4 separate regions of the Homo sapiens genome follow, and regions 1, 2 and 3 are each linked to region 4. The links are chromatin loops, found by intact Hi-C in ENCODE. Cell type or tissue: CD4-positive, alpha-beta T cell. All regions are shown on one strand. Each heading gives the region's core, and the rest is flanking DNA. Links, peaks and the distances in the headings are about the cores only. Region 1 has its middle 250 kb from the start of LINC00538. Region 2 has its middle 160 kb from the start of LINC00538. Region 3 has its middle 140 kb from the start of LINC00538. Region 4 overlaps PROX1-AS1 (PROX1 antisense RNA 1).

Evidence for each region. Hi-C counts contacts between places; a loop is a spot of excess contacts. Peaks named below come from ENCODE experiments on the same cell type or tissue, not always from the same donor. Only the 100,000 strongest peaks of a DNase experiment are listed, where the experiment ranks them.
Region 1: it touches region 4 in a loop (8-fold over the local background); 4 of 110 quality-filtered maps call a loop at or near these places.
Region 2: a loop joins it to region 4, with 4 times the contacts of the local background. A loop is called at or near these places in 2 of 110 quality-filtered maps.
Region 3: a loop joins it to region 4, with 6 times the contacts of the local background. A loop is called at or near these places in 4 of 110 quality-filtered maps.

What each region holds. Positions count from the first base shown.
Region 1 is chr1:213,667,531-213,673,080 of GRCh38, reverse strand. It overlaps a transcript of RPS6KC1 not described here. Among named protein-coding and RNA genes, the nearest start is that of LINC00538, 250 kb to the left of the region's middle. RefSeq lists an enhancer at 2,208-2,737. In CD4-positive, alpha-beta T cell, for the core only: a CTCF peak has its summit at 2,710 (motif pointing left); a DNase peak (open chromatin) is centred at 2,590.
Region 2 is chr1:213,759,064-213,764,613 of GRCh38, reverse strand. It overlaps a transcript of RPS6KC1 not described here. Among named protein-coding and RNA genes, the nearest start is that of LINC00538, 160 kb to the left of the region's middle. In CD4-positive, alpha-beta T cell, for the core only: no CTCF peak of the experiment used is centred there; a DNase peak (open chromatin) is centred at 2,383.
Region 3 is chr1:213,781,192-213,786,741 of GRCh38, reverse strand. It overlaps a transcript of RPS6KC1 not described here. Among named protein-coding and RNA genes, the nearest start is that of LINC00538, 140 kb to the left of the region's middle. In CD4-positive, alpha-beta T cell, for the core only: no CTCF peak of the experiment used is centred there; a DNase peak (open chromatin) is centred at 2,701.
Region 4 is chr1:213,849,090-213,854,639 of GRCh38, reverse strand. All of the region lies in intron 4 of PROX1-AS1 (PROX1 antisense RNA 1), which reads left to right. It also overlaps a transcript of RPS6KC1 not described here. Among named protein-coding and RNA genes, the nearest start is that of LINC00538, 73 kb to the left of the region's middle. In CD4-positive, alpha-beta T cell, for the core only: no CTCF peak of the experiment used is centred there; a DNase peak (open chromatin) is centred at 2,329; H3K27ac peaks cover 1,131 bases.

The DNA of each region.
Region 1 (5,550 bases), core at 260-5,259, 180 kb after region 4:
CAGGTCTATGACATATTCTTAGCGTGGAGCCTCAAAAGCCCTCCCATGTAGAACTCTATCTCTTTTCCCAGAGTTTGGGGTAGGAAAGATAGTGAAGATGGGACAGATTTTGATAATTTTTCTTATAAGGTACAACTGGAGGCACTTGGGTGGAGGGAGATGTTTCTCAGGTTTCTGGCCTGATGGGAACCTGAGATGGATGGAAATGCCAGCAACTGAGATTGGAAATGGTGAAGAAAACGTACAGGGATGAGATGACGAGTTTAGTATTGGATATGCTGAATGGTCCATCCAGGTAAAAACATCTAGCCCACTGTTGGTTATGCAAGTGTGAAGCTCAGGGGAAAGCTCTGGACCGAAAATAATGATTTGAAAATTATTAGTTTATATGTGGGAGTTGAAACACTCAGAGTGGATAAGGCTAGATGATAAAAGAGTGTAGAGTAAAACTCTAGAATGATGAATTTTATGAGTGCATAGAAGAGGTCCCCACAGAGGAGATAAAGGGGTAATAAGAGACATAGCAGGAAGGCCAAAGGTGCATGGAATCACAGAGGCTAAGATAATCTAACATCTGAAGTAGAATGGCATTTTCACTGTCTCACTTTCAGCAAACAGGTCCTCTATGGTAAAGATTTGAACTTGGCAATTAAGATTTTCCAGTGATTTTTTCAAGAGAAGTTTCAGTAGAGCAGTGAAGGCTGGAATCAGATTGAAATGTGTTTGAAAATGTGAAATACAGAAATGGAGGCCCAGAATATGGACAAGGCTTTCAAGAGTGGATGAGAAAGGGAGAAAAGAGATCAGGTTGTGGCCAAATATGGGTGTGGAGAAGAGTTTCAGTTTGCTTCATTTATAGGAGAGGATGTGTTGAGTATGTTCCCAGGCCGAAAGGAAGGCTCACCAGGCGGGCAAGAGGTTGAATACAACCAGTGGGACAAGGTTTTGGAGATATGGGATAGAGTACAGTCCAGAGCATCCTGGAAGCTTTGAGGAAGAGAAGGAACAACCTATCCTTGGATAGTAGAAGTAAGAATGAATGTGGCTAAAGTGACCTGTGTGGGTAGGGTTGGGGTGGAGAGCCAAGGACCATCACTCTTGCTAGCCTCAATTTTCTTTTTTTTTTTAGCTTTATTTTTAATAGACAAGCAATAATCATATATATTTATGGGGCACAGGTGATGTTTCAATACTTATATACACTGTGAAATAATCAAATCAGGTTAATTAGTATATCCATCCCCTTGAATAGTTATCATTTCTTTGTTTTTGTTTTCTTGTTGTTGTTGTTGTTGTTAAGACAGATTCTCCCTCTGTTGCCCAGGCTAGAGTGCAGTGGCACGATCTCTGCTCACTGCAACCTCCACCTCCCAGGTTCAAGCGATTCTTCTGCCTTAGTCTTCCGAGTAGCTGGGATTACAGGCATGCGCCACCATGCCCAGCTAACTTTTGTATTTTTAGTAGAGATGGCATTTCGCCATGTTGGCCAGGCTGGTCTTGAACTCCTGATCTCAAGTGATATGCCCGCCTCGTATCATTTCTTTGTGATGGGAAGGTTTTAAATCCTATTTTGTAGCTTGTTTGAAATATTCAATGCATTGTTCTTACCTGTAGCCAACATACTGTGAAATAAATCACCAAAACTCCTCCTGTGTAACTGAAACTTTATACCCACTGACCAACATCTCCCCGTTCCCCTCCACCTCCCCACCCCAGCCCCTGGTAAACACCATTCTGCTCTCTACTTCTAAGAGTTTGACTTTTTAAATTTCCACATATATGTGAGATCATGTGGTATTTGTCTCTTTGTGCCTGGCTTAGTTCACTTAATATAGTGGCCTCTGGGTTAATCCATGTTATTGCAAATAACAAAATTTCCTGTTTTTAAGGCTGAATACTATTCCATTGTGTATGTATACTACAATAACCTAGGTGTCCATCAATGGATGGATGAATAAAACTTCACTGATGAATAAAAAAGTCTGGTTGGAACCGAGTGCTGTGGAAGGCTTGGGTGTTCTCCCTTCTTTTCTGTGCTTTCTGGTCAAAGCCACATGAATGGCTCCTTCCTGATCACAGAGCAAATCCCCCACCCATTGTCCTGACTGAAGCTCAGGATGGAACCCCTCACCAAACCCCTGAGAGGGAATAAAACAGAAGATCTGAAGCCACAAGACTGTTGAGGAAACCTAATTGAGCTAGGGTCTTTCCCAAGGTCACAGAGGAAATGAGTAGAAGTGCTGGAACTGGAGGCTGACCAGCCCTGCCACATCCTCAGCCAATCCCCAAATGGAGAAAGGAGGGATATTCAAGGTTCAGTGGAACCTGTCCCCACCACCGATGAACAACAGGAAATCAGAAGAGCAGGTGCACTTTGCAGCTTCCAGGTCAGTCCTTGCCTGGCAGGTGCAGCCCAGGTGCAGATGTTTGTCAACACAGCCAGGCCCCTATCCTGGCCTGGGGGAGGGTGGCAGCCACTCTCTATTGTTATGCTTAGCTCTTCTTGCAAGAGGAATCTTTGCTGTCTGTTCCTGAGAGCAAGGAGCCTTTGATTCTGGAGGAGTGATGCATTTCCTGACTTTGATCTATCACAAATCAGATCTTTGCACACTCTCAAGAGAACACTTTCATTTTAAAGGCTCTGAGCTAGCTGTCTCTGTTGCTCACCTGTGGAGCTGCTCTTCCCCCTACTGCTCATTCTTCCAGCAAAACAGGCCCCTAGGCAGGCTGCCTGGGACAGTCAACGAAAACAGGCTGGCCAAAAGGGCTCCCAAGTGAGCAGTAGCCCAGATCCCACAGACTGGCACAGCCTCCTCCCTCTGGCTTGGGGCTGAGGACAGCATCCACTGTTAAGGGCAGATGAGTTGAAATAACAGAAAATGGGAAGCCTCTCTCACCTACAGGAACAGCACAGGGACCTCCTCGAAGGATTTGCACACTCCTGCCCTGGAGCCTTCAATGCCCCCTGTAGGATGGAGTGGGTGCATAATACCTGCTTCATTTTGCAGATGACAAAACTAAAACCCATAAAAAGTTTCCTGAGCAATTTGGGACTGCAGAGCCAGGATAATAACACAACATTAGACTCCTTTCCCTGTACTCCACTGACCATTCCACAGGATCCCTAGGTGAGGCTGGAAGACCCCAGACAGGCATTCCAGGGGAGGGCCAGACTGGGCTGAGAAAAGTGTGAACCTTATAGGGTTTCAGACTCCAAAGCAACACAGTACTGCACTTGGGAGTTAGAAGAATTGAATTCTGGTCTTGGCTGTCCCATGTATCAGCGGTCGGAATCTTGAACAAATTACACAAACTTTCTGAACTGCTTCTGTAATCAAACCTGTCTGCTTGTACCATAGGATAAATCAAATAAGGTGAATGATGGGCAAACCTCATTTTATTGCTCTCTGCTTTATTGCGTTTTACGGACATTGTGTTTTTTACAGATTGAAGATTTGTGGCAACCGCACCAAACAAGTCTATCGGTGCCATTTTTCAACATCGTGTGCTCACTTTGTGCCTCTGTGTAACATTTTGGTAATTCTCACAATGTTTCAAACTTTTTAATTATTAGTACATCTGTTATGGTGATCTGTGATCAGTGATCTTTGATGTTATTACTATAATTGGTTTGGGACACCACAAACTGTACTTATATAAGATGGTGAACTCAATCAATAAACGTGTGTGTTGCGACCACTCTGCCCACTGGCCACCCCCCTTTCTCTCTCCCCTCGCCTCAGTCCTCCCTATTCCCTAAAAACAACAGTACTGACATTAGGCCAATTAATAACACCACAATTGCCTCTAGGTGTTCAAGTGAAAGGAAGAGTAACATGTCTTTCACTTTAAATCAAAAGATAGAACGATTAAGCTTAGTAAGGAAGGCATGTTGAAAGCCACAATAAACCAAAAGCTAGGCCTCTTGGGCCAAAGAGCCAAGTTGTGAATGCAAAGGAAAAGTTCTTGAAGGAAATTAAAAGCACAACTCCAGTGAACACATGAATGATAAGAAAGCAAAACAGCCCTATTGCTGATATGAAGAAAGTTTGAGTGGTCTATATAGAAAATCAAAAAAGCCATAATGTTCCCTTAAGCCAAAGGCAAATACAGAACAAGCCCCTAGCTCTCTTCAATTCTGTGAAGTCTGAGAGAGGTGAGGAAGCTGCAGAAGAAAAGTTAGAAGCCAGCAGAGGTTGGTTCATGAGGTTAAGGAAATAAGCTGTCTTAATATCATAAAGGTGCAAAAAGAGGCAGCAAGTGTTGATATAGAAACTGCTGCAAGTTATCCAGAAGATCTAACTAGGATCATTGATGAAGGTAGCTGCACTAAACAATAGATTTTCAATGGAGGCAAAACAGCCTTCTATTAGAAGAAGATGCTATCTAGGACTTCCATAACTATAGAGGAGAAGTCAATGCATGGTTTGAAAGCTTCAAAAGATAGGCTGGATCTCTTGTTAGGGGCTAATGTAGCTTGTAACTTTAAGTAGAAGCCAATGCTCACTGATCGTTCTGAAAATCCTAGGGCCCTTGAGAATTATGTTAAATCTTCTCTGCCTGTGCTCTAAAATGGAACAACAAAGCCTGGATGACAGCATACCTGTCTACAGCATGGTTTACTGAATATTTTAAGCACACTATTAAGACCTACTCCTCGGGGTGGGGGTGGGGGTGGTGCGGCGGGGGGAAGGTTCTTTCAGAAGATTGCTGCTCATTGACAATGCACCTTGTCACCGGAAAGCTGATGGAGATATACAAGATGGATATTGTTTCCATGCCTGCTAAAACATTCTGCAGCCCATGAATCAAGGAGTCATTTCAACTTTCAAGTCTTATTATTTAAAAAACATATTTTGTAAGGCTTTAGCTGTCATAAATAGTGATTCCTCTGATGGATCTGGGCAAAGTAAATTGAAAACCTTCTGGAAAGGATTCACCATGTTAGATGCCATTAAGGACATTTGTGATTCATGGCAAGAGGTCAAAATATCCATATCAACAGGAGTTTGGAAGAAGTAGATTCCAATGCTCATAGATGATTTTGAGGGACTCAAGACTTCAGTGGACAAAGTCAACGCAGATGTAGTAGAAATAGCAAGAGAACTAGAATTAGAAGTAGACCCTGAAGATGGGACTGAATTGCTGCAATCTTGTGGTAAAACTTGAACAGGTGAAAAATTGCTTCCTATGGATGAGTAAAGAACGTGGTTTCTTGAGATGGAATCTACTCTTGGTGAAGATGCTATGAACATTGTTAAAATGATGACAGAGGATTTATAATATTCCACAAACTTATTATAGGCAATACAGCAGCAACAGGGTTTGAGAGGATTGACTCCAATTTGACAGAAGTTCTACTGTGGGTAAAATGCTATCAAACAGCATCACATGCCACAGAGAAACCTTTTGTGAAAGACAGAGTCAATAGATGTGGTAAACTTCACTGTACTATTTTAAGAAATTGCTACAGCCACCCTAACCTTCAGCAGTCACCACCCTGATTAGTCAACAACCATCAACGTCAAGGCAAGACCTTCCACCAGCAAA
Region 2 (5,550 bases), core at 262-5,261, 90 kb after region 4:
AGGACTGAGGCCAATGCCAGCTGGAATGGTATCACAGAACTAGAGCTTCTGAGGTTGTAGGATTCATGAGGCATTGGGAAGAGACAGAGGAGGTCATTTGAGTCTCTTTCTGAACTTCATCTCACCTGTATCTTTTGTTCCTTACACTCTGATAGCAGGGACAACCTAAAAGAGGGTCTGATGGAGGAGAGAAAGCAGGCTGATCCTGGGCCCTTGGGTGCTGGAGGAAGAGGCCCCCTGAAGGGAGCAGGAGAAGAAAGGACAGCAGAGGAGTGCTGAAATTCACCTTGCTGACTGCCCTGCTGACTGCCCTGGGCCACTGTTCTTGGCTTTAGGAGATTCAAAGTCTAAGAAAGATCCCTTTCCCCTGATCCGCCAAAGTTTTCATTTCCTGGAGAAATAGCTTCTCTCTCTGCGTGTTTCCGTCAACTCTCAGCAAGACCTGAACAAGTGCATGAAGGTGATAAACCTGCTACTTCACTGGGGCTGTTTATTTCCAGTCGACAAATATTGTGCCAATGTTCACTTCAATTAGGGGACACATTTGACAATCTGACTACTCCATCTGATGCCTCAAGGGCAAATTTCAGCTCTTTCAGGAAGGGATGGGCCAATAACGGATTCGTATGAATAAAATATACAGAGAAGGAACATTCGCAGCAGTTTGGGGAAACCACCTTCTCCAGCAAGGAGAGCAAAATGTCTACATGAAGATAAAATTCACATAAATAAAGCATGGGGCTTAAACTGTTGGGATGCTGGGAATTCAGAGTGAAGGCTCCTGTGCCTGCTTGCCCATCACCTGCCTGGAGTTGGGAATTAAGAAGTGCAAATCAGCACTAAGGAGCCTAAGACATTTGTAATTCTATGGAAGAAAATCATTGTGGCAGAGTTCAACTCGCTAAGAATCTTACTCGTTTATTCCAGTTTTAAAAACCATCCTAGCAACCAGAAGTTTTTTGTGGTGTTTAATTTTTAATCCTTCTGTTTAATTCCCTTTCTTCTTTATTACCCTGAAGATAATCAGAAAAGCTGCTCAGCATCCCCTTTTTACAGCTTTTCACATCCTGGAAGGTAGAGTCAAGGACCAGGTCCCATGAATAGAGCTCTTCCTGCTCGGAATTGACCTTGGGTCCATGTTACCCTTTTCCTGGCAGCAGCAGACTAGAGGATGAGTTAGGTCTTCTGTAGCACCTGCCTTGGGCAAGTGCCATCAGCTCGCTGGACTCCTGTATTCCCATCAGGGAAAGGGAAAGTCAGTTCCTTCCTCATCTTGGAAGGGTCTCCTGGGAATCAAGTCAGGTGCTAAGAGGGGAAGGAAGTGAAAGTTTGATAGAAATGAAGGGACTCTCGTCGTTTGGTTCCTGTTTTTTGGGCTGACCTGGTCAGTACAAAGAACTCCCAGAGGCAGCTTCGTCACTGAGATGGGAAAACAAAAGCAAAAATTACCCTTAAGGCCAGGCTCAGTGGCCCACACCTATAATCCCAGAACTTTGGGAGGCCAAGGCAGGTGGATCACCTGAGGTCAGGAGTTTGAGACCAGCCTGGCCAACATGGTGAAATCCTGTCTCTACTAAAAATACAAAAATTAGCCGGGCATGGTGGCGGGTGCCTGTAATCCCAGCTACTTGGGAGGCTAAGGCAGAATTGCTTGAACCTGGGAGGCAGAGGTTGTAGTAAGCTGAGATCATGCCACTGCACTCCAGTCTGGGCGACAGGGAGAGACTCCGTCTCAAAAAAAAAAAAAAACGTAAAAAAATTACTTTTAGGTTAATGGCTCTCAAACTATACATTTGTCTAGTTCCCTACTTAGTTAAGCCTGGGTTATCTTAAATACTTGTGTGTGTATTTGTTCAAAAAAGGTCCTCACACAGCTCATAAGCTTGTTAATAGCATACAATTAATTTTATATTTTAATATGAATGACAGGTATTTTCTATTCTTAGAAAGGGCATTATAAACATCTATTATTAGCATGGAAAGAAATCTCTTGAGAGTGACCATCTGCACCACATATTTGACTTATTCTTACAACATTTTTATTTCTATTGTTATTAGCAAATGATCACAAATGCATCTAATTGAAATTAAATTTCTTTATTATAGGAGAGTTCTTGGATTTACACTAGTATTTGATGCATCTCTAGTCATCGTTCACTTTTCTTATTTTCATTCATTCATTCAACAACATTTATGGGAACCCAGAATGGCCCAGGATGCTGGGGGAAGCTGTGAAGTAAAGATGTGTTTCCCTTCCTCCGGAAGACAGAAAGGCAAAGAGAAACAGCGTAGTGCAGAAAGGAAATGAGGCAGAGGGGAGAGGGGTGCACTAAACTCTGTGCTGAGTTGTCAGGAAGGCTTGATCTGTGACTCAGACATGAGGAGGAGCTTTTGATGTGCAAAAGGGTGAAAAGCACGCTAGGCAGAGGGCACTGCTTATGCAAGGCAGAGTCCCTGCCCGAGACAGCGCACCTCTGACTTTGAGAACTGAGTTTGGTTTTCGTCATCCTTCCTTCCTTCCCTCCCTCTCTCTCCCTTTCCCTCTTTCTTCCTTTTCTCCTCTTTTCCTCCTCCCCTTTCCCTCTCCCTTTCTCCCACCCACCATTTTGCTCTTCATTCTTTTTCATCCTCATGACTCTAACAATCATTTTCGTCTCACTTTATCAAATCTAGATATATCTGAATAGAAAAATAATCAAAGATCTAAACTCCAGCCAACACCCCCAACTTCAGACATGGTTCCATCCCTCTAATAACACCCTCAACCCACCACTGAGCAGCTCTGAGACACCTTTTCACCCACTGGGTGTCCCCAGGGGTCTGGAGAGACTCATTCTTCTTGCCTTCATCCCTGCCACCTGGCTGCATATTTTCTACACACTTGAAAAACTCGTTTGAAGAACCCAGGAACCTGGCTGGGCACCTAGAAGATGTCTGAGTGAGCAAAGGAGGCACTGAGCCATTTGGAAGCTCAAAGACTGAAAGGCAGAAGCCATTTGCCTGTCCGCCATTCCTAGCATTAAATGGAAAGTGTGTGGACAGTGCAGTCATCACTGTAAGCCTTTGCACAGATACAATGTCAACAGGACAATTATGATGGAAGTCTTATAGAACAAAGTCCTATTTAAATTATTGGAATCCTTTCCATCTGATCCATCCCACCCATTACAGCCCCAGTTATGAGAGATTATTAAAACTATATCCTCCTGCTCTGATTTTCAAAAGTCTGTAAAAGAGAAATTGCCCCAGATATTGGCTGCTGTGGCCACGCAGTGCAGCATTTCCTGTCACCAAAATTCATCTGGCTGTGCTTTTGAGCTAAACAACATGCATCCTCAGACTTCATAAATTGTCATTCCTCTGCCCATCCAGAGAGCAGAAATTCATGACTTGATCTCAATCAAACAGCGTAAAAACCCAAACAAAAATACATCTGGACAGACAAACGGGATGCCAGGTTTTTGCTTGATGAGAAGGGAAATAGCTCAACCCTGGCCCCTTGGAATGAAGGCTTTATCTCAAAAAATGCTCATGGAACCTTAACAGAGTCACCGAGACCAGCTTCCCTTATAATATACAACATAAACTAGATATGGAGCTCATTTTGTTCCATGCTTTGTGACCTGGAAAACATTTTGTTGGAGCCTTAAAAAAAAAATTAGCCCATGTTCATTTTCCCCCCAAATGCGATGATCATCATTTTCTGTTCCTTTAGCCCAGGTGAACAGCAGCCAGTGAGCTGAGGCAAAAAAAAAAAAAAAAAAAGTAGACTCACACTTTCCTGACACAGTTAACAGGCTGTTAAAATTCTGTCCTGCTCAGCCTTAGTATTAGTGTTTAGGGAATCAGAAGGCTAGATCTACAAGATCTGGCTAATATCTACACACAAAGTAGATTGAAGAGTAAACAACAACAAAACACTATTTACTGGTCAGTTAAATAATCCATTATCCACAAAACTGATTACTAATGTTGTTTGTCTGAATACATATTTTCCTGAAACAAAACGAATTTATCTTGAATTGTGTAGGTAGACAGAAGTGTGGTATGTTTTTTTAACAGAGGGAAATCTGCCATTGAAAGCAGAAGCAAAGCTTGCCTGAGCTGAGATCTTACCAGATCAAGAGGGAAGCCTATAGTTGTGAACTCATATTCCTTCCTCCTGCTCCCCCAGTTTCTCTCTCCAGGGCTGACCTGGGGGAGGATGTCTCTGGGCAGGGACCGGCAGCAGCATATATGCAAATGTTCCCTAATTGTGTCCCAACCATTACTCCATTGTGGAGGCTTTTAAGATAATTTATGAATATTCTTTTTTAACCACTGTAAATGAAGCAGCGGCTGTGGGTGTTTGTGGTGTGTGTGTATGTATGTGTGTGATTTCTTCCTGAGTTATTTATTTGATAATGATATTAAATATTAGAAACTCTAACAGCTGGTGTGTTTATCCTGACTTGAGTGTATTAACCTCTTTAGCCCTTTTTTCCAGAAGAAGGATTCGGCATCACAGATTTGACTGTCAGCTGTGGTGCCTGGCGGCCCCACCGACTGGCATGCTGACAGAATCTAAAGTCCAGAGCAGCAAGTAAACATGGATGACATTGCAGGGAACGAGGGGGAAAGAGAGCACATGATGACTTGAGGCACCTGCAGCTGCTTGCACCCAAATCAAAGTAAAGGCTGCACTCACTGGAATGGAAAAACACTGAATTTACTGGGAGTGCATTGGCTCTGTGCTAGGTGAGGGAGAAGGAGGGGGCTTGCTAGAGGACATGGGAGGGGAAGATGGAGCCTTGATCACTGGCATTTTGCCCACTCACAATACTGACAGAGCTAAAGTACCTTAGGGGAAATCCCTGGGTCCTAAGGACCATTGCCTCCCACATGGTGGGTAAGGATCTACAGCTGCGGAGGCTGGGCTGACAGGTCTGTGGGAAGAAGACAGGACAGAGTAGGCCAGGCCACTGAGTACTGGGGGCTGAGGACAGAGGTGATGTGCACTTACCAGACAGGGTTTAAGCCCTTTTACTGGCTGTGTGAGCTTCAGCAAGTTGTTTAATCCCTCAGCCTCAGTCTTCACATCTGTGACATGGAAATAATGGCACGTGGCCATGCATGGTTAGGGTGGCCCATAGTGAATGAGATAATGAGTAAATGAAACAGAAATATATAAAGAATTACAGGCATATGTTGAAGAAATTGCAGGTTCAGTTCCAGACCATTGCAATGAAGCAAGTATCACAATAAAGCAAGTCACATGAACTTTTTGATTTTCCAGTGCATATAAAAGTTGTATTTATACTATACTGTAGTCTATTAAGTGTGCAATAGCATTATGGCTAAGGAACAATGCTCATAACTTAATCAAAAATACTTTACTGATAAAAAAAAACTGCTAATGATCCTCTGAGTCTTCAGCAAGTCATAATCTTTTTGCTGGTGAAGGGTCTTGCCTCCATGTTGATGGCTGCTGACTGATCAGGGTGGTGGTTGCTGAAGGCTGGGGTGGCTATGACAATTTCTTAAAATAAGACAACAGTGAAGTTCGCTGCA
Region 3 (5,550 bases), core at 120-5,119, 68 kb after region 4:
AAAATCCCGCCAGAAAAGTGGATCCATGTCTGCAAAGCCTGGGACTAGTTGTCATCATCCATTCATGCATGCATCAAAATATACAGTTGACAAAGATGTTTCATACATATTACCTTTTAGCTGTTCTTCTAATAACCTTTAAGGTTAGCAGATGAGATTTCCTTATTTCCACTTTATAAAAGAAGAAACAGTCTCAGAATGACTATGTGACTTTATCCAAGGACACCTGGCCAGTATGTGGCTACACACGAGATGATGCCTGTTACTTTCTGAGTTCTAGTCAGAAGGTATCTACTCACTGTACTATGATAGAATTTCATTTTCATGTTGTCCTTTTGACAGTGGGGACTACAGAGATATGGAAATATATATTAACAATGGGGAACAACTATGAAGTGTGGCTAATGAGATGGGGGAGAATCATCTTTTTATTCAAAATAGAACAATTTTATTATTGGCCAGAATGCTGGGGCTAAGGCTTTTCAAAAAGTCTAAGAACAAATCTTTTTATACCTCAAGATGTCCAGTACTTTGTCCCAGTCCTGCTCATCTCCCGCCAACTTCCTGCTGGATCTGCCACTCTCCTATTCCATCATTGAACCTTTCTTTTCTCCCTCTTTCCTTTCTATTCTTCCCTCCCTAGCTTTATTCCCATCCTCACTTCCTTCCTTCTTTTTTAAATTGTCAGACTAAGGAGAAGAGTAGAAACATTTTTCCTGGCTCAAAATTCTTGCATCTCATTCCCTAGAGAATGATGCCAAGGGCTTCCTTTACCTATTCTATAAAGTCTTAACTAAAGGGAAATAGTTTTATTCCCTCCATAATAGCAATAAGAGCTTCAATTTTTTTGATCATCACCTACCGTATGGCACACAGTGGGATGATGGCTTTCTACTTACTGTGTCATTCAAATCTTAAAACACAGTATAAGGTGTTACACCCATTTTACAATGAGAAAACTAAATGATTTTTCCTAAATGATTTTCATTGCTTCCTAGTAAGTAATGAAAACTAGGCTATAAACCCATGGATAACTCCAAACTCATTTTGACCACTCTATCAGGTCTTAAAGCTACATACATATATATCTCCCCATCCACGGCAGGCATTGCTAATCATTCATAATAGCTTTACTATTGAGTCCCAAATCCTTGTTAATTCAGCCCTCCAAGACATCACTAACACTCATTAAAAGTTGGCATGGAGATAAACTATTGGCCCTTGCTGTATTGTTTTATATCTTCAAAACTGACCTGATCTTTTGGGCTAAAGATCTCATAATTTTGTTTTGGGTTTATTTTCTGGGTTTTTTTTTATTTTTATTTTTTAGAGCAGCTGTCACAGTCCCAGTGTTTCAAGAACAGATCCACGGACATCTCCAAGGATACTCTCCTTCATCTGGAGACCAAACCTCTGCTTCCTATTTCTAAAGGTCTGTGAGGTGTCCAGGAACGAGCACCCTAAGTAGACCACTTAGGGTTCATGGGTTGAAACTCCAGGCTATTAAGCAATCATTGATATGGCTAATTTGATACGAACAGCTTTGTAAAAACAGCTATAATACATAAGATTTTTGATGCTACACCCAACAATGCTGTGTAATAAAACAGCAAGTTTGGGTTAATAGATTATAAAAGGAAGAAACAGATGATCAAGTGTGTTTGGCTTATTTCAAAGTGATGACACATCAGAGCAAGGCACAGATGAAATATTTTGCACTTGATAACTTCTAAATGAGCAGCTTCACCCTTTTTCCATTTTTTTTTACTTCTGAAAAGTTTGCCAGGGATCAGCAGTTATTGCCTCCACATTTTAGTATAATATCTCAAGGCCCTAAGGGGCTAGGGAAGAAGGAGGATGTAGGAAACTCATCACTCATGGTATCTGAAAGTTTATGAAGAGTTTTACTCACTTAATGGGGGGAAGCAGATGGGAAAAAGCTAAGTGAGGCAGTAACAATAATTTGGGTTACTATGACTGGCATCTTTGAAAGCAGATGCTCAGCCCAGTCCATAGTGAAAAGCGCCATCCAGTTGGCACTCTCCAGCTTTCATCTGTGGATCTACCATAGAGATGTGGGCATTGTTCTGGGCTCCCATCACTTAGTCTCAGTCCAGCTCTGCCACATACTTGCTGTGCAACCTTCAGCAAGTGACTCAAGTTCTCTGATTCTCAGAAACCTCATCTGTAAGGGTTCATCTTAATCCTCTTTGGAAATCAGAATCATCAGAAGTTTTAAAAATACAGGTGTCTGCAGCACACTCTCTGAGTTGTGGATTCAAGCAATGTGAGAGGAGCTCAAGGAAGCATCAATATTTTTGCAAAAGTTCTTGGGAGAAACCAAATCACTGGATTGGGTAATCTCTAAGGTTCCTTGTGGCTTTGACCAACTTCATGTGTGTGAGGTTCCAAGCAGATCACAGGATTAATCAGTGGGCTGGTGGACCCAGCTTCCATGAACACAGTTAGAAAGTCCTCTTAGGTCCTGTGGGTTTGGTGAGAAAGCCCAGAGCTGCTAGTCCTTGGGAAAGAGCATAACATGGAGCAACCTTCTCTTTAGAGAGAGTTTGCAATGTTTGCCTGGCTGTCAGCATCAAGTGGGTGCTCAAAGTGTTAGAAAGTCAGTGAAAGTGAGCTGGTAATTAGCTGAGCGGAGGCACAAGCAGAGGTCGTTTCAAACATTTCATGATAGCAGCAGCTTCCTCTTCTGTCTGCAGTAGCAAAGCCTTGTTGTGGCTTGAGGTTTTTTTCCTCCCCACTAGTCCTAACAACAAAAAGGAACTTCTCAAGGAAACTCTAAACTGGAATTCAAAAGGAACAATAGAATTGGATTTGATTTGTTTAATTCAGAAATCAAGGTCACTAGAAAGTACTACAGCTCTTATTTGTGTGGTTTGGATTTTTTTTTTTTTTTTTTTTTTTTTTTGGCAACATCTTTCTTTTCATTTGACGGTCCTGTCATCCCCAGAACTGTGTATGTTACTGATCCTGCCTGTATTCAAAGCTGTTATTAAGTGGAGTCTTTTAGATTTTAGAGAAATGATAATGGCTCCAAAGATGACAGAAAGTGGCAGCTGGTGACAAAAAAAAATCCCTTGATAAGACGACAACAGTAAATCAAACTACCGCCACTTTTTCGTTTCATGTTTGTTAATACCACCTCGCCTTTTGAAGTTTAAAGCAAGGTTCAAAAAAGCCAGGTGCTGAATCATAATATTAAAGCAAGGAAGGAGCTCCATGAAAGCGAGGAGATCTGAGGGGGGGAGGCAACAAACACAGCTTTCAACTGCCTTTTGTCGGCCTTTCTGCAGATGTCACCAGTGGTTATCCCAGCAGAGGGTTCGGCTTGTAGCAGCGCCTCTGGCTGATTCCCGCGCTGCGTTTCAAGTGTCAATCAAAAAGGAAGGACGCAGCTTAGGTCCTGGTCATTGTCCTGTGAAAAGAGCCAAGCATTTAACATTGATTTAGCTCCCTCAATATACAAAGATAGAGCCAGCTTTGTGCATCGAAAAGGGCCTTTGGCAAGGTTGCTTGTAGAGCAATTCCATCGCATCCGATGCGCCTTGGTTTAGCTGTCATACTGCGGTGTCTGGAGCCCTCTGAAAAGTTATTCAGGACTGAGTGAGCAAATTAAAAAGAAATAACACGTTCCCCTGAAAGGGTGGGGCTGCTTGTGGAACAGCCCTGTTCATACCTCTTGGTCTTGAAAAGCATTTTAAATAATGATAATAACAATAGTCCAGCGCTTCCGAAATGGTGAGTTACAGCAAGCTAGGAAGAAAGCCAGAGGAGGCCTGAGAACTCTGGGGGCAACTTGGAGTTCAACATTTATTCCTCCAACTTCACTCCAGCCTGTCTGCGTCCCATGTGGCCTTCAGGGCTGCAAGTTTAGACCAGTGGCTGTTGTGCCTTACCCTTATTTATGTTCCCATTTCCTGTGAGCAGCCACTTCTTTGGCCAAATTTAGGGTGGAAAAATGATTATAGCAAAATTTGACTTTCATGAAATGACCTCGTTGCTTTTGTGCATGTCCTTCTTTTTCTCCTCCTTCTTCCTTTTCTCTGTTTCTCTTTCTCCTCCTGCTCCTCCCTCTCTTCTTCCTCCTCTTCCTCATTCTTCTTGTTGCCTTTGTTTTCCTACACAAATCCAATTAAAAATTAGAGTTTGGCTAGCCTTTTTTTACTTTTTAACTGCTTGCTTTGGAGCTACGTGGACACTATGTGTCCCGAGTAATGTTCTACTTCTCATTTTCTAAGCCTTTTCTTCCTCATCACAAAATAGTCAAGTTCCCTGGAATGGTGTTTACCAGGTGCAGGTTGAGCATTCTTGGTGGTTGACCCAGGTTAACAGAGGCAACTGATGCTCCCTGAATGCCTGTGGACTCTCCTTCATTTCCTAGTTTTCTCTGAAGTTCATTTGAAGTCTTGGGATGAGTTTGAGCTCATGGGAATGTGAACAAATTCTTGCATCTCTACATCTGCTTTGAGGTGCTAATAATCAGTGTGCCTAGTCCATCCTTTCTGCCCCTTCAGGGGCTGTGTGTTGAGATGGTGGAGCCCCAAGATAGAAGCAACTTCTATCCCTGAGTGAAGTCAGGCTGCCCTGGACTTTGCATGAGCAAGACATAAACCTTTGTTGTGTTAAACCACTGAACTCGAGTCTCACCCATCATGTTTGATATACCCAGTTTAGCTAGAAATATCTTGATAAGGCACTCCTCGAAAAGGGGTGGTTCGAAAATTTTGGTTAGCTATAGAGTTTTTTCCAACAGCTGTTCTAACCTGTGTAAATATAGCAAGGTGATAAATGGAAACACAGCAACACAAAAATGGTTCATTTTCCATTTGCCAATGTTCTGAATCCTCAACAATGATTTGGACTGAGCCACAACGAACCACCCCTTCTTCTATGCCCACCCATATCCCCAGTTCCTTTGCCAAATTGTCCTTTACTTACATCTGCCTGACCACACCTCAACTAAGAATTAACCAAATCATCTGCCTGTCTTGCTCTTGAACCCAGAATAGGGAGTGTGACTTACAGGAAATAAATTAGCCTTGCTGATGAGTGCCACTGTTGAGTTTGGGTCTCCAGTCTCAGCTGTCCCTCAATAACAATTGACAATTTCATCACATGTCCATAATTAGTTTCTTCCCATTCTCTTAACGGATCATATTACTTCCAAATTCACACGTGGAAAAAAATGAGGCTAAATGATATGATTTCCCTAAAATTTCCATTCATACCCCACAAGCTTTTCTGTGTCTTTCTCCCTTGTCTTAAAGGAGTCTTCCTTTCATCCAAGGATGGTCCACACACCTGCCTTCTGGATCCCATCTCCTAGGGCTTTGCTCTGTTAATTTCCCCTCTTATCCCTGGAGTTTCCATCTTCAATGGCTTCATCTTCCCAGCACATAAATGAGCTCCCTCTGAAGGCTTCAAATAAAGTGATCCACACTCCCATTTTCCTTTTTCTCATTCCCCTGCTACTACTTGATCCAAAATGATCTGCCTTTTATCTTTTCTGTTTAAACTGCTCTGACAAAGGAA
Region 4 (5,550 bases), core at 316-5,315:
CCATTAAATCAGAGGGTGAATAAAAGAGTAGAGAAGGAACTCAAAGAAAGAAAGAAAGAAAGAGAGAGAGAGAGAGAAAGAAAGAAAGAAAGAAAGAAAGAAAGAAAGAAAGAAAGAAAGAAAGAAAGAGAAAGAAAGAGATTATATTGGCCTACAGAGAGTACAGTACTTTGGTACTGAATATTTCCTTTACAAATAAAATGCATGTCTCCTAAAACCTACTCCAAATGGAGTCATAGAAACTCAAACACTAGACTCAGGGGAATTTGCCAGTGGGGAAAGAACATTTTGGTGATATTTGTAATTTAGTTTTCTCATAAAGAACTGGAAAGGAAATTAATTCAATGATTTGTTAAAAGTAGCCCAGAAAATGAGTCGACTGCTACAGTCTCAGAGATTCGTGGGGAATCCAGTTCCTGCTAGAGGCAGCAATCCCCTGGTATGTTTGAGGAGATGAATTATCATATTCTATTTGTGGTTGAGGTAGGGGAGCTGTCCCCGAGGTCCTATCCTGCAGAGACTAACAGGGACTACATCTCCCGCTTTCTTGCCATGTTGACTTTCTGTTTTCAGTTTTCCCCTTCTTTTTCAATTTCACTTTGTTTCTTTGCTTTTGCCTCATCTTACAAAGGGAGATGTGAATCATTTTTAATAAGGGACCATAGGAAGAAATCGCACCAGTCACCTTCTTCTCAATGCTGGTGTTATATTTGAACAAACCAGGGTTATTTGTGGTGAGGACAAGAGAGGCAGTCGAGGGCTGAGTAGAATCCCAAGTGAAGCATGTGGATTAAGGCAATATGTGGTGTTCAGATGAGAGTTTAGAGCATCAGGAGTGAATCCAGTCACAGCCAACTCCAGACTGGCTCAGGCCATCAATCCAACCTGAATCCCCTTCTAGATTCATTGGTAAGATAGCAAAGAACTGTAAGTGATGGTGATAATTATGGTTCCCTTGAATTCAATATCTATTCAATGTGTCTTGAAGAGAAAACAAGTGTTAAGCCAAAGAAATGTAGAAGTCATAGGCATCATTGAAACAAAAGTGGAACAGCAAAACCCCAAAATCAAACCCATGTAAGGGAAGTATGCCTTACATTTCTTCTCACAGCATGGAGTATGCCTTCAATGAAAAGAAGCTACAATTATTTTGTGGTAGATAATAAGTGAGGCATTTTAGATCACATTGTTCTGGATAGCAGCACTTTGAGAAGGTTATTATCCTCATTTGACAGATGAAGCATTTGGGGCTCAAAGGGGTTAAGGACTGTGTGTTTATAGATTCCTCAGGCGCTCATGGTCCAGAGAACATCATGAATCATCTTGGCTCCATAATTTTTGGGGTTACAGATACTTAGAGAGATGGACAGGGGGTGTAGTTACCACACTGGCCTCCACCATGTGGCTGAAGGCCATGGCTTGATTAGTTATTTCTTAATACACATCTGCTGGCTGCAATTGCAAGCCGGGGGTGTGAGCTCCAGGCAGAGGCAGAGGGTGGCAGGAACTTCCAGAGACTTACTGGCAGAGCATAGATTAGCTGTTCTCCCCCTTGACAATTGCCTTGGGCCCCTTGTGTTCCAGAGGGATGGATGATCCAGATGCAAAATAGAGTGAAGATGAAGATACAGATTGGAGAGAAAATGGACTGAGTCCATGGGGAACTTCCTTTGGGATATTCCATGAGCTGGCTGCTCACTCCTTCTCTCTTTCCCAACAAACTACGATGCCCTCAATAAACTATATGTATTTACCAAGCAAATGTGTCACGCACACTTTGAGACTCTTGCGATACTAGCAGAATTAGATATTCTTTCTCTGTGCCCCTAAGATAAATAGATGGTGAATATCACTGTCAGGGTATTTGCTGTGTTACCTGTGTATGTTTGTCTCTCTGCCTTTCTCTGTGTGTGTTCATTGGGAGCTACGATTATGTTGTTATTATCATGAATCTTCGTGTTCCTAATGCTTAACAGAGTGCTTAAAAATGGTTTTTCAATAAAGAAATGTAGTTTTGGATAAAGAATTGAGGAAATGGCCATAACAAGCTTGTGTACTGTTATTTACAGGGAGACAAACAGATCCGAAAACAGATCTGTCGATTAAAAAGGCTGTGACATAAGTCTATGCCAGACTGCAAAAAAAGAAGTAGTAGGTTATTTTTGAGATCATTTAAAAAAGATAAATAGATGGTTTGCTAGATAGTTGGGTGGGGGAGGAGGTTGTAGAAGCATTACCAGTAAAAAAAAAAATTAGGTAAAGATATGTTCACAATAACATAGAATAGCAATGTGGATGACAGAGATGGGGAGATATGAGAAATTTTCTGCGACAAGAACACAGGATGTGGGCAGAAGTTTGGCAAGGGAAAGGTCTAGAGCAGAGAATCTGTATGCCATGCTAAGGAGATTAAACTGTATCTCAAGGGCAATGGAGGCTGTTAGAGGGTTTTAAGCACAGAAGTGATTTAAATAGAACTACTTTTTCTTTCTTTTTTTTTAAAGAAGGTCTCCGTTGATGATTATGTTCAGGAATGTTTGACAAGGTCAAGATCAGGGCAGACAAGTGTTTTAAGGAGAGAGAACAGTGGGCAGTATGTGGGAAAGAAAGCCCAGAGGTCAGAAAAAGCTTGGTGCATAAAAGAGAAAAACATTCAGAGCACAGAGGCTATACCAGGAGTTCCAAGAGAAATGCTTAGGGTCAGAGCTGCGGCAGGGACTGTGGGAGAGAGAAGAATAGCACAGGAGAACTCAAGGAGCGAAGACAGGCTGAATGGAGGCATTGACTGGATGTGCAGGAGAGGGAGAGGCTGGGGTGGCTCCCACGCTGGTTTGAGTGTCTGGGTGGACAGTGATGTCACGTGTGGCAATAAGAGAGTTGGTAGAAGGGCAGATTTGGTGGGGGAGGGACGACTCTGATCATGGGGTTTTGTCCATGTTGTTTTGAGGTGCTGGTGGAAACACAAGTTGAGGTGGTCCAGTAGACAGTGTGAGATTTAAGAGTGGGGTTTGAAATAGAAATGAGAACACTGGAGTCAGCAGCACATAGACGAGTGGAAGTTCAGGAAGTGAATGCGATTACCTGGGGGCAATCTCGCTCAACGTGTCATGAAATAAAAACAGTGCTAAAAGTAAAACCTGGAGTCAAGAGAGGGTGTCAACATTTAAGATGGAGGCAGGGGAAGATGAGCCAGCAAAGGGACTGCTGGGTTTCCACATTTATGACTGGAAAGAGAGAGAGAAAGTAGGGAGAAGATACAGAGATTTAAATCTAGATTGAAGACTTAAAGGAAGGTGAAGTTTCCAAGCCTGCAAAGAGGGAGAGGTTGCTAATACATCAGAGGTAGGTGATACAGAGATGATGGAATGGGTGAAGATGTCTTGTGGTGAAAGGTGATTTTTGTTTTTTGCATGAAACTGTAGGGAAGGGTGTCAACTAGGGAAAGTGGAGGGAGGACTCCAGAATTAGTCATAGATTTTAGGAATGGGAATTCTCACCTTGGTTTTCTCAGTGAAGTAGGAGGCAAGTTTCATTTGCTGAAAGAGGGGGTTGATGATGGGAATGGAATAAGGAAATTGATGAAGAGGTGGACTGGCTACTTTGGGAATGGGGAGAGGCACCTAGAAGGTATAAACACAGTTGAAAATTCGAAGGGCTCCATGGAGTCCCCTGTACCTACTCACTTCCTTGAGGGAAAACATGTTTCTGACTGTCAGAAAATAAAAAAGAAATTTACACAATACATGAAATCAGCTAACTAGATTGTGAAACAGAAATCATATTCTATTTTAAGGAAGTATGAGAATCCACAGAGTTTTTATATCAAGATTAAAAAAAAAAAAAGCCAAGTAAGCTAAGCATTGGGAGATGTTGGGGCTGGAATCACCAGTGTCCAAAGATTAAAGAGGAGAGAAACAACTAGCATGGATCATGGATATAAATCAATGTCATTGTGTCCCCTTAACTAACTAGGGAACAAACACGTAAAAAATACTCTAAGCCTAAGTGTAATGCTAGTAAGCAATATAGGTTTGGAGACAGTAACTTTGAGGCAACACAAATTGAAACAGTTGTGTGGGTGCTTAGTAGCTCATCGGAAAGAGCAATGTCAGACTGTAGATGGCCTGCCTGACCCAAAACAGGGGGTTTTAGTGTCCTGTGTAGCAGGGTAGAACAAAGCCTCCCTCTCCGGAGAAGCAGCTGAGTCCTAAGCGGCAGGCCAGTGTCCAGTTAAAAACATTGGATTGAAAACGTGAACATCCTTTTCACAGTAAAACACACAGTGTCCTGGTAGGTCTATTCAAGACAAAAAATATAAATTGAACATTGATGATCAATTGAAAAAACTCTTTGTGATCTAGTAATAGAAATGTGTTACCTTGATAGGATTTAAGATTTCTCTCTGAAAGCAACAGCCAACATCATACTTAAAAGTAAAATGGCAGAAGCATTCTTATTAAAGGTAGGAGCAAGATAAAGATTACTGTTATCACAATTATTTGTTTAACAATATTCTAAAGTTATAGCCAAAGAAGAGGGGCAGAAAAGAAAAATAAGAAATGTTACTATTGGAGAAGAAGGAAAAATTATCATTCTTTACAGACAATTTGATTGTCCGCCTAGAAAACCCATGAGAATAAACTGAAAAATTATTTGAACTAACTAGAAAGTTTAGAAAGATGATTGGTTATAAAATTAATATAAAAAGTTTACTACATGCAATAAATTATCAGTTAGAAAGCACAATGAAAAAAAAAATCCTGTCCACCAGAGTAATGTAATTTAAAATATTTAGGCCAAAATTTAATAAAACTTTTGCAGAAGCTACATGAAAAATTGTTGGAGAATTTTACTGAGAGACCTCAAAAAACTTAAATAAATGGAAGCTTCTGCTGTATTCATGAAAAGTAAAACATAGTGCAGTATTATAGATCTTGAGAATCCCTGAATAGATATATTAATTTAATGTGATTTATATACAGATCCTCAATTGTTTTATAAAACAAGTTAAAATTATTATAACTTTACCTACACACATGAGTTTATGAAAATAGCTGAGAAAAAGCTTTGAAAAAATGAATGAGGGAAATTGTACCACCAGAGAGCTGAAAAGTATTGTAACTATACATTTGTACATTCATAGGTAGAATCAGAAATAAACCCTAGTATAATTAAGAACTTAGAATATGGCAAAGTTGGAATTCAAATTGGTAAAGAAAGGGTTGATTATTCATTATAGGATAAATGGTAATGAAAGTTACATCCCCTAGTAGCCTAAGTATAGGAGCCTACATGGATTGCCAGGCTCCACCCCTATGGGCGTCTGCTGCTGTTGCTCACCTCCTAACAGCCCCTGTCTCTCACCTCCTGGGCACATCCTCCATTGCTCCTGTCTGTCACAGTGGGAGCCACAGCAGTTTTAGCACCCAGAGGTGACCCAGCTGAGTCCATGAAACCCAAACTTTCTTAGCAGCTGCTTGGAGTGTTTGGGAAACACAGCTCAGAAGTGCAAACTTTAACCATTGCAAGAGAGAGTTGATGACAGATTCC